Linked DNA regions of Homo sapiens: region 2 is linked to region 1. The links are chromatin loops, found by intact Hi-C in ENCODE. Cell type or tissue: IMR-90. All regions are shown on one strand. Links, peaks and the distances in the headings refer to the core of each region. The heading gives the core; the rest is flanking DNA.

Region 1 (8,007 bases), core at 1,322-6,321:
AATCAAATATAAATCGGATTTGTTCTTCTACCAAAGTCCTACAGTTATGTTTTTACTGTGTCATTCACAGTTTCCACATAAAAGCAGCAGGATGCTAAATGAAAGAAAACATGCTGTGTCAGAGTAAAATTGGCCATAAATGAAAGTTGTCTGAATCACTTAGCACAAATAGTACAGGGCAACTTTGCAAATGCATTTGCTGAGTAATCTGAAGATAATGCAACCTTCAAAACCAACTGCTTGGTGCAATGAAAATAAATACTTACAAAAATAGTAAAGATTCCTTGAGTCAAGGAAAAAAGTAAACTTAGTTCACTTAAGATACACATCTCAAGGCCTTTAAGTAAGGAAGAGAGAATATTCTAAAGAATAAAACCTGTAGTATATATGAATTCTTCAGTTACAGAGATGTTTTCATCTTTTCAACCACAAAGACCAGGACAGTGTGAAGCACAAAGTCAGGGCCCATTAAATGACTCTGGACAAAAGGGAAAGAGGAGGCAGTCAGTAAATCTCGATTAATTAAAAGAACTTGGATACAACAAAATATTTGGGAATATGAGTCATTAAGTGTTCACCAAACCTAAGTCTCCGCCTCTAGATACAGGAAACTCATTATTATTCTTGGCTGCTTTTGTTTCTAGTTTGGGCCATATGATTAGATCTGACCAATGAGTTGTGAGCAGAAGAAAGTGAGTTTCACAATTCAAAGTATTTTATTACAGGGACCTCCAGAGATCTCTTTCTTTTTGCCATGGTAAAAGGCAATGTTTGCAGAGTTAGCTGCTTCCACAGCCTGAATACAGGAGGAGGAGACATTGAACAGAACCCCAATGCCTTCCACAATAAACATGTAGCCTAAGTGAGAAAGAAATCTATATTATATAAGTCGCTAGATTTGGAAGTTATTATTTATTTATTTTATTTTATTTATTTATTTTTGAGACAGAGTTTCACTTTGTTGTTCAAGCTGGAGTGCAGTGGCATGATCTCAGCTGACTGCAACCTTCACCTCCCAGGTTCAGGCAATTCTCCTGCCTCAGCCTTCCGAGTAGCTGGGATTACAGGCACTGGCCACCATGCCCAGCTAATTTTTGTATTTTTACAAAATGCAAATAGAGACGGGGTTTCACCATCTTGGCCACGCTGGTCTTGAACTCCTGACCTCAAGTGATCTGCCTGCCTCAGCCTCCCAAAGTGCTGGGACTACAGGCTTGAGCCACCACGCCCAGCGGTATTTTTTATCACTTAGCCAAGTTTATCCTGACTCATCCACTTAGGCATTTTTCCTTCCTTTAACGGTACCAGGTCTTCTGTATTGTTCATTATATATGAATCTACTCTCACATTAACTTTTTTAGAGAGTAATCTTGTAAATATTTAGAGTTAGAATTCCCTATGTAAAGCCATTGGAGAACCCATGAGAAATCCTTACATGTATACATTTATATACCATAGTCTGGAGAGAAACTTCCTGAAGTAAGTTCTTTAAAGAAATATGTTCTTTAACTTTTTTCTAGAACAGCATTTTAAATTTTTTGGACAATCGCAAGAAATGTATTCAGAAAGCTACTCATTAGAGAAAAATTGGAAAAATACTATAAAGAGGTTTGAAAAAATATAATAAATGTGAACACTTATCAAATTGTTCCAAATTTACTTTGGATTCCTTTAATAAACCTAAGCCAATCCCAATTTGTTCTCGGCATTTGATGTTTGAAGAGTTCATACATCCTGTCCTTTCGCTTCCAGATTGAAATACCCCAGAAGTACACAAAAACAACAGAACTGTGGTATATCTAACTATATCTAATCCATCAGGTAATATCTTCGGTCTTTCAGGAAATGCTCAGCATCTTAATAAATAGAGCCATATTTTATTATGAGAATTGAAATCCCCATGAACTACATGAAGGGCTGCATTAATGCTAACATTAAAAGTTAGGAGTAAAGAAGTATTACAAAACTGCTAAGTATGAATATCCTCTTTTGTGACAAAGTTCCTTTTTGATGGGATATCTCTCAGTAAGGACATTGATACTATTCATCAGCATTTCAAGAAACATGACCGCATTTTAAGTTCAGATTAAGCACTAAATTTTGTTTCTGTTTTCCTCTTTTGTATCTCTTACAGAATGCTGCAGCCTAGACTTAGAGCAAGCAAGGTTAGATTGCTTTAAATGTTTTAATTTCATTACACCAAATTGATGCAAACAATTGAAAAATGGCTCAACTTAATTTTAAATCGAATACATTTTCCCAAAAGATTGTAGGATTTGAACTTAGAAAGGATCCAAATCCAAATCTTATCTCTGCCATTTATGAGCTATGTCATTTTAGGCAACCTGCTTATCTTCTCAGTACCTTATTTTCCTCTTTCGCAAAATTTGATCACCACAGAATCATTTAGTTGATAGTACTGTTGTGAGGACTGAATGTGATAATACATGTCAGGCATTAAAAGTAGTCACTTGGTTCCAACAAGCATTAAAAACACATGTTTCTATTATAATTGCTTTAAAATAAAATAACTGAACCATGGATACATTCTTAAATACATGCAGTTGCTTAAATTATTTTGGAAGAGGAATATAGAAAATGTGCCAGTGTTCACACAGACAGCTACAATTTTCCAAATATACATCACTTGTTTCACATGTATCTAGAACTAAATAATCCCTACCATTTCTTCCTTACAGTGCTACAAGTTAAAAAACATATTTCATGCATTTTAAATTAATTAATTAAGTGTGAAGTAACTGCTCAGGTGCGGTGACTCACACCTGTAATCCCAGCACTTTGGGAGGTGATGTGAGTGGATCACCTGAGGTCAGGTGTTCAAGACCAATCAGGCCAACATGGTGAAACCACATCTCTACTAAAAATACAAAAATTAGGCAGGCATGGTGGCACACACTTGTGGTCCCAGCTACTCGGGAGGCTGAGGCACAAGAATCACTTGAACCGGGGAGGGGAGGTTGCAGAGAGCCGAGACTGCACCACTGCACTCCAGCCTGGGTGACAGAGTGAGACTCTGCCTTAAAAAAATTAAAAATTAAAATAAAAAATGAATAAACTGTAAAGTAACTGAAAGATGAGACATAACTTGTAAAATCCAAAGGAAGATGGTAAGATCGTGAAGTAGTTTTTGGTAGTTCTCTTTAGGAAATTCAAAAGTTTCAGTATTTATTTCAGTAAGTTTCATCTGTAAATCCAATGAACATGTACAATATTTTACCAAGTTTCTGTTCCAACCCTGATATACTGTCCACCACCACGGCAGTGGTGTCTTTCTGCCATCTAGTGGACAGACTATAATACTACAGGCACACTTTTGAAAATTTAAATATAAGGCCTCAAAGGAACAAAACCACTTTTGTTTCTTAAGTTTTAAATCTTAAAAGCGGATCGGAGGGCTGAGCGTGGTGGCTCACGCTTGTAATCCCAGCACGCTGGGAGGCTGAGGCGGGTGGATCACTTGAGGTCAGGAGGAGTTCAAGACCAGCCTGGCCAACATGGTGAAACCCCCTCTCTGCTAAAAATACAAAAATTATCTGTGCATGGTGGCAGGTGCCTGTAATCCCAGGTACTCGGGAGGCTCAGGCAGGAGAATTGCTTGAACTGGGGAGGTAGAGGTTGCAGTGAACCGAGATCGCACCAGTGCACTCCAGCCTAGGAGACAGAGCGAGACTCTGTCTCAAAAAAAAAAAAAAAAAAAAAAAAAAAGTAAATCTGAGAAGAGTGACTTTGTGATATTATAAGAAGCACTTTTTACATTTTATTTATTTATTTATTTATTTTTTATTTATCTTATCGAGACCAGGTCTTGCTCTGTTGCCCAGGCCGAAGTGCAGTGGTGCAATAACTCACTGCAGCCTCCAACTCCTGGACCCAAGTGATCCTCCCACATCAGCCTCCTGAGTAGCTGGAACTACAGGTGCAACCACTTCTAGCTAATTATTAAATTTTTTTTTAGAGATGAGTTCTCAATATTTTGCCTAGGCTTGTCTCAAACTAGAATTATTTAAATTAAATGCAGTATGAAAAACACATGAGATATGAGAGAATATGTAAAAGGCACAACTTTGAGCAAGTTGAATAGTGTAACCCTATTAATATAAATGCCTCTCCATGAAGAAATACTGAAAATGTTGTGATGATAAATGTTTTGTAATACTTCATTAGTCCTAACTTTTAATGGTGCATCAATTGGAAATCCGCTTTAACATATTTTCATACTTAGACCAAAAATATCCACTGCAACAATAATAATATAATAGCCAATGCACAAAAGAACAAAACGAAGCATGAAATATATGTTTCCATATGTACAAATGTAAACACATACTCACATAGTCATTCTTTAGTATAATGGAAACAAGACACCTATTATCACTTGCTATTTTGTGGTTACAAATTTGCCCAGGATTAAGAAATGGTCACACCAGAAAAAAACGATTAAAACCTCTAACATCAAGCACAGTGATTTTGCTATCACACAATGTTACCTTACTAACTTAAGGCTTCTTCACAAAATAATTATCAGATCTCAATTACCTAATATTTTCATTTGAAACCCAATTATGTAAAACAATAGAGATATCATAAGTGATTTATTTTTGAGCATTTTTCACATATATGCATGGATAGGTAGGTAGAAAGATTATTTTAAGGAACATTTTTAGATAATAGATGTTAAATACACTGCTGAAAAAGGACACATTTGTGAGAAGGTGAGCAAAGTGATCTCCAAAAGGCAATCACACTCTAATACTTGTGAAACCTGAGGCCACATGGACCCAAGGCTGCAGTTCGCCCCTCATCTCTTCCCACCCCTGGGTCCATCTCATACCATGAGGGAGCTTCATACTAATGCCTCTGTGACACCCTAGTTCACACATACAAACTCAGACCATGCCTCTCCCCACACACCCCACCTCCACCCTCATACTAAAAGCAGGCTCTACAATTTGGACCAGGAATAGGGTATCTTGATTACCTCCAATGTATGCAAGCATTGGATGGGCATTTCACATTGGTCCTCATAAGCTTCACACCAACTCCTCACCCTTTGTGGAAGGGCACTGCAGGAGGACAGCGAGGATAGGGTCTACAGGGACTAAGAGTGGTACTGGAGTAAGTGTGATTTACAAAAGGGTATTTTCTGGAGGGCTATATGGTGGAGAGAAGATGTGAAATAATGGTGTCAAAGGGGAGCCTCATGTTCAGCATTTTCCCTAGTTTCTGTATTCAAGTGTCTTGTTCTAGAATAAAGAATGTCAAACTTTCCATGGAAGCAAGGAAGACAGGAACTAAAGACAGCTGTCATGGTGAACTCCATCCTGACCTAGGTGAAAAATTTGTTTCTCTGACTTGTAATGTCAACTATGGAAACAAATTTTCCCTTCAAATATGAGGTGTCTATCCTGTAGTCTGTGTTCATTTTGCAAGAGACATGAACATGTCGGATATAGACAGCATTATTTTATTAGAGGCAGACATATGTATATACTTACCAAACTGTTCATTTTTGAAGATGAAGAACCTGCTCTTTGCTTTCTTAAACTATTAACTTCTTCTATATTTCCATCTTTCGGTTTCAAAATCATTCTGCTACTCCCTGCAGTGCCTTCTGACGAGGATCGCAGTCTCCTCTCTATAAATCTTCCTTCACGAAATGGACTGAGACTACTGGCAAGAACTATGGAAAGGAAAATAAATAAAAATGAAGGTAAATATTTAAATGTAGTTTTTACAAATGTCCCACTGAAAGATCATGAAAAACTCTTAGTGTTATTCAAAGTTTCTCTATCACAAGAAAACTTTTAAATGTATAGCATCAGTTTAGTTCACTTAATCATGTAATCTCTTTGAAGCCCAAAACGTTTGGAGTCATCCTTTGTTGCTTCGTTGCTCACATTAATCACATAAATGAATCCTGTCCTTATTTCCTTCAAACTGTATACAGAATCTGATTCCTTCTACCTCTCCTTCTAAGACCCTGGACCAAATCTATGCTGGCTTGGTTACTGCAATATTTGCTACAATTCTCCTACCTCTGCCTACTCTCATCTGCCTCTCCACCCGCAACACAATCTACATTCCACATAGTAGCCAGAATCATATACTTAAAACATAAGTGAGGGCCATCACCACCACTCCTCTAGCCAAAAGGTGATGTTTTTCAAATGGCATAACAAATTCTTCATAATATGACCCATATGACTGCTCTCTCTGTCCCCAAACCAGGGACAGGAGGAGCACCCTGTTCACCTGCTCACCTCTGCAATCTCATGTCCTGCTCTCCCCTCCATCACTCTGCTCATGCCACACTGGACTCTTGCTGCTCTGGTACATCACTGGCATGCTCCAGCCCTACACAGCCTTTGACTCACAACCTTGCACTAATATATTTCTCTCAAATATCTGTATGACTTATTATTTAAGTTCCTTCAAACCTTTACCAATATGTTACCTTGGGTATCATCCTGTTACATTTAAAAATGCAAACTGGAATCCCACTTCTGCTTCCTAAGCCTTTATTCTGCTTTAAACTTACCCTCAGCAGTTATCACCATCTGATATATATAGCATGTTAACTGAGTATCCCCAGTGGAAAGTAAGCCTCAGGAAGGCAGGGATCTAGGCCTGTTTTGTGTATTGCTACATCCCTAGTGCCTAACATAGTGTTAAAACAATAAATATTTGCTGAATGAATGAATGAGTAAATGAAAAAATTGTTCTAATTAGGCTCATCTACTAGTTTAAAGACTGTCCAGAATCTATTAGTCCAATATATAGCAGTTCTTTTTAAATAACTTTTTAAGACAATGAATAAAAGTTAAATTGCCAGATAACTCATTAGTTCTGACATGATTGTACACCTAGAACACTTAGATGTGTATAAAGTACTGGCTTAAATATTTCATACAAAATACAAACTAAATTTAGCATTATGAAAGTTAGTGTCTATAGCAACTCTTTATTGGATAAAATACATTTACTTAGCTGTTTTTAAAATTTTAAACTTCAAAATTATAAAATCCTTATAAATAGCACATGAATATTTTCAAAAACTAAAGGATAGTTTAGTTTGTTGACATTACCAGCTTATTTATCCAAGAACAGCCAACACATTATCAAATCAGCAAAATTAATGTGTTATTGTGTTACAAATAGGATCCCAATCAACATAGTAATAGTCTCCAAGATAACTGATCATTCTCTAATTTCCAGAGAGAGAAAAATATGCAGTATTCAATTAGGCTTTGAGGAAAGTCATCATTACTAAATAAGAATTAGATATGTCAGGATAATTGCATTTCTATCTCTTTTTTATATAATTTTAAAACTTCCTGGATTTCAATATCAAGTCCATCATTTGCTAACTATGTGACCCTATAAAGTTATTTAACTTATTATAAATTTTAGTTATTAACATGACATGCAAAATTTTTATAAGGACTATATGAAACAGTGCATGCAATCTTCTTAGTACATTTTTGGGCATATATTAATTATACAAAAGGGTAACCATCATTAATATCATCATCATTATCATATTCTCATGATTATATTACAGGTAAAGGAGCTAGGCATATATGACTAAAGAATACAAAGTTCCAAAAATGGACAAACATGGTCACGTGCATAAAAGTGATCTTGTATCAAATGAGAAAAGTATTAAGACAGCTGGAAAATTAACTCATGCATTTAAAACTTTGAAATTCTATGTTTATGGATAAACTTTATAATCCTATTACTCGTGACATTATGTCACATAAATTTTATTTAATATTTTAAGTCATGACATGTAGTAAAGCATAGTTATGGAGAGCCAGAGCTTTGGATTCAGAGAGTTGTAATCTGACTGCACTACTTACCAGCTGTATGATTCTTTAGCCTGTTTTCACATTTGTAAAATGGGAAACATAGGAGCCTACCTCATAGGATTTATATCCCAATAAATGAATTATTAGTTTTGTGATTGTGGACACACAGTTTATC
Region 2 (8,007 bases), core at 1,331-6,330, 2.0 Mb before region 1:
GACCTAGAAAGCTTTTAATGAGATTTCAATTATAAAGTTATAAAAAGGAGAGAACGTGCTAATTACCTTTTATACAATGATTTTTTTTTTCTGTCTCCAGTGTATTTTTTAGGCAATCAGGATAGAGAAAGGTTCCTGAAATCCTTTCTATTGATAGAAATTCTTCTCTATCAGGATAGAAAAGATCTTGAAATTAAAATAAAAAAGCAGAATAATTAAATAAAACAGAAAAATTTTTCATAAACATTTGGTCAAAATATTTCATTGAGTAGCTTAATAACCTATGTAGATAAATTCCGAATGAGGAAGTTGGGTACTCTCTTCCATGGAAAAAGCTGAGGAAGTCCTGAATGACAGCCTCTCAGTCTCCAGTGAAAGGATTTTCTGCAAGCTTATTCCTTAAGATAAAATCCTGATCATTGTGACTTCTTTTCTTATAATGATTGACTTATGTCAATCTGGCCTCATTGCAAACTGAAGATTTGTTAACACAATCGAGTGACTAGTCGAGGTCAGGTATTAATGTCATAATATTGTCTCAGTTATAATTGGAATTCTTTAGGAATGTTGGATGTGTGGATGTCAAGCTCATTACACAACCTTTCAAAGCCTTACCTCCAAGTTTGGCAAACCTCTTTTCCTCCCGTTCCCTCACTTGAGCCCTTCTCTCTAGCCTTCTGAATTGGGTTACTATTTTTCCAGACACAGTTGTACATTCTCACTTCTGGCTGTTTTCATTCATCTTGTACACTTTTTCCTGAACATTCCAGAAAATGTTTTGCTGCCATATTTTTACTTATGTTAATATTTCTGCTTGGAAAGCACGTATTTGTCCTCCCAACCACTCTCCTTCACCATCTCAAGGGCTAGTTCAAATTCCTTTTGCCCATGAAGTAGTGTCCAGTCCTTTAATGTGGAATAAATCCATCTATCTTCTATGCTGTCGTAACACACCCTATTTTGTATTAGAGTTAGACAGAACTACTACTAAGTTAGATCATAAATGCCTTGAGAGTGAAAACCAAAGCTCATTCACATTTTATTCAACACAGCATTTTACAGAGAACCCCTTTGTTGACTTGAATTTCATCACTTCCTTCTGAATCTGGAACAAACCAGTGCTTCCAAGAAGCATTCACTGATTAATTACTCTCAATTTTGATCATTCTCTTATCTTTTGTTTCCATTAGTAGACATTGACTCAATATTGATTATATTAATGTTGGTGTTAATGTCATTTTACTTTATAAAGTGTTTTGATGCAATTCCATAGATTATACTTTGCTTATTCAGATAATGAATTGAAAGAAGAGATGCACTCCCCATAGCTTCCTTCAAATATTATTTACAGTGACATTCTAAAAATTGGTAAGTCATTATGTATTCTATCAAGAAAAATTATAACCATTTAACATGGAAAGAACACCATGATATCTTAGAATAAGATAACTAGGAAGAACTTCAGAGCATTAACTAGTCCAGTCCTGGCTAATGAGTATCTGTCCTGGAGAAAGTCAAATATTGTATAGTCATATTCATACTATTTCCCCTCTTGGAAATGTTTTAGTGTACTGTGAGCAAAGCATTTTCATTATTCCCAAATCCTCCAGTTTAGTAGTTTTCAAATGTAGATTCACTTTGAAATAATCTGAGAAGCTTTTTAAAATGGTCACTTAAGGCTAATTTAATCAGAATCTCTGGAGTTTGGGACACAGCCTGTAATATATTCTAAAAGCCTCTATACAGGGCTCTGCTATGCAGCCATAGTTCAGAATCACTGTTCTAATACTCAGACATTTAAATGAGTCTGGGTGACACATCAAAAAAAGCCCTTAAGGTATAATGACCACTCCTGCCAATCAGAAGAAACAGTAGAACAACAAGTTTTGGCTTTCCAAAAGTTACACAAGAAAGTTAGTATAAATTTAACATTGGCTGTTTGATTTTTCAAGAATAACAATCAGTCTTTTTACTGTTGAAATAATTTCTACATTCAATGATTCCTAATTAATAAATATATAATAAATATATATTAACTATATTTTCTACTACTTTAGAAAATTGTCTGTCATAATGTAATATGTAGTTAGCTGGATACAAATATTTATAATGTGTGAGTTAGATGTTAAATTCCAGAAGAAAAAATATGAATTCACTAGCTGTGCATATTAAATGTTTTAATGACAGCTATCTGTTGGTCTCATTAAGGCTGCTTAACTTTAATTCAAGCCTTATTATATGGAAATAAGTGATGTACCTGGCCCACTGTACTTAAATTCAAACCTTGTGAAATTCTGGCATGTATTGGCAGGAAAATACCCTCATTAACTAAAGTTTTATAACAAATGATTAACTATTTAAAATAAAATGTAAGTAAATCATGTTTGTTGAGTTTATTCTTCCAAGGTGGAGACTGTTACTTCATTCAGGCATCGATCATGATTTGAACATCAATTATTTGAAGAAATGATAGATTATCTGAACTACCCCAAGATTTAAACTAATATGCCTATTTTTCTTTGAAAAGCAGAATTTTTGAGAAAAACTGATTTGCATTGGAGGGGAAACTACAAATGCTGACTGCTTCAATCATGCACAATTGTGGAAAGAAAGCAAGGTAATAGAATAGAAATTCTTGGAACATATAATTATTTCATTTTCACTGTTAAAACTGCTAAGAATACCAATGCTTAAATTTTAAAAATCAGCTGCTCATTGTTATAACAGCAGTAAATCAACTTACATTGGTCAATTTTAACGAACTGTTCAATTATATTTTAATGACTCATGAGTTTTATTTTGTTTTAGTATAAAGATCTATGAATTTATGAGTCAACTTATTTGAAACTTAAAAGAGTTGGTTTTTAAAATAATATCATCAAAATGGGACACAATAAATTCTGATCATTATTTCTAATTATTTATGATTATATTATTCATATTACAAATATGGCTAGTCACACAAAAGATTCCAAGTACATTTCAACCTTAATATGAGCATGAAAGGAAAACTGTTAAAAGGCAAAGACTGATCATCTATAGATGCAAGTAGTTGTGATAAATGGCTGTAAAATTGTAATTGGGATATTTATTTGCAGATGTGAAAAACATAAATTCCCTTTGGTTGAGGGACTGAAAGAGTAACTTTTGTACTCAGCACATCAAAGAAGTTCAGAGCTCATTGAGGCTTCAGGGGCTTTCTCATTCAGTGTCTTGGTTTTCTAGACAATGATGGGAAAATTGAGTTCCAGAAGTTGTACTAATATTTGTTGGAAGGCTTAAACTTAGAAAGCACATGTTTTGACTTTTAAATAAGCTTTGAAAAAATACTTAAATTACATATTCCTGTATAACATATTTACGCTGGCCTTATCTTGACCTCATTTTTTTCAGGTCAACTTCACACTGACTTACCACTTACCGCTCTGTCAAACTATTTTGTCTGTGACACTAGTGAAAATCTTATCCTCAGTAATAGCTTATATCTCTCCCTTCCCTTCCTTCGCCTTCCCTCCCCTCCCCTCCCTTCCTTCCTTCTTTCCTTCCTTCCTTCCTCTCTTCATCTCTCCCTTTCTTCTTCCCTTCCCTTCCTTTCCTTTTCCTTCCCTCTTCCCTCCCTTCTAAAATAAACTCATAATCTCTTTCTTCTTTTCAAAGCTTTCTGTAAATCTATGAAACTGTAAATCTATATGCCCTATCAGACAATGCCATATTATCTTCTAACTCAATTAGATATAAATTCTAATATAATTTTGCAATTTAAATGATTAATAAATATGAATGCTTTACCAAACTTATCTGTTTTTAAGGTTGATTCAAGTGAAAAACTTCTAGTTTTAAAGTTTTCTTACTGTCTATACATTGGCAATGATACTGAACTTTTAGAAACAGGGATTCATTAATAGTCCTTTTAGTTACCTTATCTTTTCTGTCCAAATGTTGATGTGGCATTTCAAGAGAAATGTTGATAAGCATCAAACAACTGATTGATGGAGAACAAATGATGACTTTAACCCAAAAGGGGCACATTATTGAGATTGGCCCCTCAATACATTATATCCTGTCCCCACAAGATGGCAGCCATGCTTGATGTAGATTTAATCAGCTTACTTTTTGAATGTCTCTACTTTTAACAGTTTACAAGGATATTATTAACTCATACTAATCAAATAGCTATAATGAAGCAAACTTTATATTTTAAGGTTTTTTTTGTTAACTTGAATTTCTGAAGTTTTATTTCTTCTGGTTCTCCTAAACCTTTCACATAGAAGTAATAGGTTTCTATTAGAAGGCTCCAATAAATATCTGTTTTATTCATATTTTCTCTAGTTTGATCACTTGCTTAGGAATTAAAGACCAATAGAACGATCTTTAATAATATGCCACTCACTCCTGAGTTAAAGGATGGTTAGAAAACTGAGACATTATTTTGTGATTCAAATTTCTGGTATAAATATTAAAGTTTCAAAAATGAGTTAATATAACTATTTGCTTTTTAAAGAATACATATCTTATATATCTTGAAATAAGAAATTACACTTTGCCATGGGAAAGAAATTTTCTGTCAATTATTTCACTGATCTTTTTCATGTGGCATATTAGTTGAGGCAAATGTCTGAGTATATCAAAAGCCAAAAACAATTGTATTATGTCAACTATAGTGTACATTAGCATTTTAAATCCTAAAAAAATCAAATTTTATTTTCTCATAATTAACTTTTATTTACAACATTTTTTGTAACATACTTGTCTAGACACATAAGTGGCTCCGTATAGAGTATACTTATGGAATATGCCACAGATAAACTGTACATTTTGGTATAAAATATATTGTATTTTATAGTAGCACAAGTCATGAAGAAAGTGTAAATAGAGAAACAAAAGCTTGATTTATATACATATGTATAATATATATATATTGACTTTGAAGATTTTAAAGGAGTCATAGAAAACATTTCATTTCTTAGTGGATAGCTACATAATTTATTTAGAATTAAATACAATAGATTCCTTATTCCTCATTGGTTCTGCAAATTGGTGGTGAATTTAAGCATTTAACAGATTATGAATAGATGAATGAATTAAGGAGTGAAGAAAAGGATAAAATAAAAATTTTTAAATATTGTGGAATATTACCCATGCGGCATAATACAAAATCATCTTAATTCCAAAATAAACAGATAACTGAGGTATCAAAGTTTTCTGTTCATAAGATTATTTTGCCTATTTATCAGTCCCATAGTTTACAACACAAATAGTGGTTATTCATTTGGTCTAGAACAGATGGAAGATATTTTCAAAGGGTTCTTTGGAATATGTCAATAAAAATTATCTCAGCAATAGAAGCCAAAATATGAATCTCTGCCCAAATTTAACTTGAACTATTTGTAGTATGGTTTATGTGACTAAAGAGAATGCTGAGTTGGGGGTGGTTGGACACTAAATTTAGGGTTAGATTTCACAGAATTTACCTGAAGTTTGTTAATATAAAATTACACTATCAACATTTTGTTTGCTCTCCTTTTTCTAAACTTTGCTGCTTTTTCACATTTTTTATTTCATCAAGAGAGTTTAACTATAATTAGACACAACAAAATCAAAATTGTGAAAATAAGACAATATTTAAACATTTTTAAATGCCAGTGTGTTTAAAAAATATCTAAACTAGCATTTCCCACATTGAGCTCTATGGAATACTGTTCATGGGAAAAATAAAAAAAAATAAAGGAGGCTTCGTGGTCACATAAGATTGTAAAGTGCTAAATAGATATTTTCTTCTCTTACAGATCTGCAGTGCAAATTAATATATTAAAAGTCAAGAGAAGTCTACTAGGAAACAAATCATTAACCTGTATTAATCCTAGTATATCCCAAATGTTTTTAGCCCTCAATTTCCCTTTTTATAATACATACTGAACACTCTTTGTTACACTGTTGCAACGCATTTTCTAAATTCCAAAAGTAAAATTATTATTTTTGTTGTTGTTGTTGATTTCTCTTCTGTTTTTTGATATTTCTATTAGCCAGATCACAAATCTGTATGCTGGAATATCATATCTGGAGAGAAATTCTGGTTTGTGCTGTAATAGAAATTTCTAATCTCCATTTTGAACTTCTGTGATGGAAGAAAGATCTATCACTAAGCAATAAACATGTTTTCATTTTAAAATGCTTTATAGATTTTTGCTTATGATTAGGATATAAAAATTTAAAAACATTGTTGTGATTCTAACAGTGAGAAAATACTGGATGATATATAAAAATATTATTTTTCTTAAACCCATCAGACAGCTGATGTAATGAGACAACAAAGTAAACTGAGTTCCAAGAAGTAGAAGGCACCTTGGATGTGAGACAGGACATTAAAATTGTTTCATTTTATCAGAGCACAGAAGGGGCTGCTGTAGAAGCACATAAGAAAAAAACAACCCAAATTTTAATGAATTCCTAAAAGCTTAATGTGGATTACAAAAAAATTAAAACACCTGGGAACACAAACACAGGACATTTTCATTCAATTATAAACTAGTCTATAGATCTTCACAGGAGTTCATGGGAAAGAATGAGGACCAGGGAGGATCGCTAAATGCTAAAGGTATGATGGGGGTAGAATAGCTTCAAACTATAGTCCACTTTCCTGCACCCTTCACTGTAGGTAGAAAAAAGCTTTAAGCTGATTAGGGAGAAGCAACAAACTGTCTTATCCCCAGGTCCCAGGCAAAGATCCAGTGCTCTGTGGATCAAAGCAAAACTCATCAACTTCTGGAGAAGTGTTAGTGAACCTTTCTTTCTGACATCAAGCAAAGATCACTGTTTTGGGGAGAGGGAATGAATCAAAATTGTCTTACCTTATGAAAACTTTTATGGGTCAGGATACTATGATGATATAAAGCAGAGGTGTACTCTTGCTGGAGGCAAAGAGGGGAAAAAAGTATCTCTCCTGTTTCAGATCCTTCAGAGATACAAGTCTGAATATAGTTCTCTTGGGGAGGAGAGAGACAAGAATAATAATAAAACCCTATTCCTGATACTCAGGCACATAGATGTTGTCTAAGACTGAACCTGCACCTGAAGAACCGCAAGTTTGCTTCCTGCCTCCGTAATGAGTTTAGGATTGAATAAAAAGCAACAGCAGTCTACTTAGAGAGGAAGGAGTATGGATATAGAGACCCTCTATTTGACACAGTAGTGCAATGGATTCTGAAAGGGAGGGAGCACAAAAACTGATAGAAGCCTCCAACACCACAGTCCTCACTCAATCATGTGGTTCAACCAGCCCACACTGAAAAAATTAGAAGACTGGCTGGCAATGAGGGTGAATATATCAAAAACAAAGCCCAAACACAACTCAATTATTTACTACCACCCTAAGAGAGGAAGAGTTGTATACATTTCTGGCTATGAATGTTCTTCACCTCAGTCTTTATTGTTCTTGAATTCACAATGTTTAACATCACTCAAAAATTATAAGACAAACAAAATAGCAAGAAACAAACAAGCCATTTTCCAGAGCTAAAACAATCAATAGAAGGAGTTTGAGCTGTTAGTCAGATGTTAAAACTATCAGTCAGGGGATTTACAAAAACTATGATTTGCATATCTACTACTATCTGATCTTTGACAAACCTGACAAAAACAATAAATGGGGAAAGGATTCCCTATTTAATAAATGGTGCTGGGAAAACTGGCTAGCCATATGTAGAAAGCTCAAACTGGATCCCTTCCTTACACCTTATACAAAAATTAATTCAAGATGGATTAAAGACTTACATGTTAGACCTAAAACCATAAAAACCCTAGAAGAAAACCTAGGCATTACCATTCAGGACATAGGCATGGGCAAGGACTTCATGTCTAAAACACCTAAAGCAATGGCAACAAAAGCCAAAATTGACAAATGGGATCTAATTAAACTAAAGAGCTTCTGCACAGCAAAAGAAACTACCATCAGAGTGAACAGGCAACCTACAGAATGGGAGAAAATTTTTTCAATCTACTCATCTGACA

The links. Peaks named below come from ENCODE experiments on the same cell type or tissue, not always from the same donor. Only the 100,000 strongest peaks of a DNase experiment are listed, where the experiment ranks them.
Region 2: a loop joins it to region 1, with 12 times the contacts of the local background. A loop is called at or near these places in 2 of 110 quality-filtered maps.

Annotation. Positions count from the first base shown.
Region 1 is chr4:90,310,557-90,318,563 of GRCh38, reverse strand. It overlaps CCSER1 (coiled-coil serine rich protein 1), which reads right to left. Exons shown (of 11, transcript NM_001145065.2): 3 at 5,517-5,701. Among named protein-coding and RNA genes, the nearest start is that of CCSER1, 190 kb to the right of the region's middle. RefSeq lists enhancers at 3,192-3,486, 3,222-3,581. In IMR-90, for the core only: a CTCF peak has its summit at 3,290 (motif pointing left); a DNase peak (open chromatin) is centred at 3,313; H3K27ac peaks cover 138 bases; H3K27me3 peaks cover 224 bases.
Region 2 is chr4:92,295,409-92,303,415 of GRCh38, reverse strand. No RefSeq gene overlaps it. Among named protein-coding and RNA genes, the nearest start is that of GRID2, 4.6 kb to the left of the region's middle. In IMR-90, for the core only: a CTCF peak has its summit at 4,064 (motif pointing right); no DNase peak of the experiment used is centred there.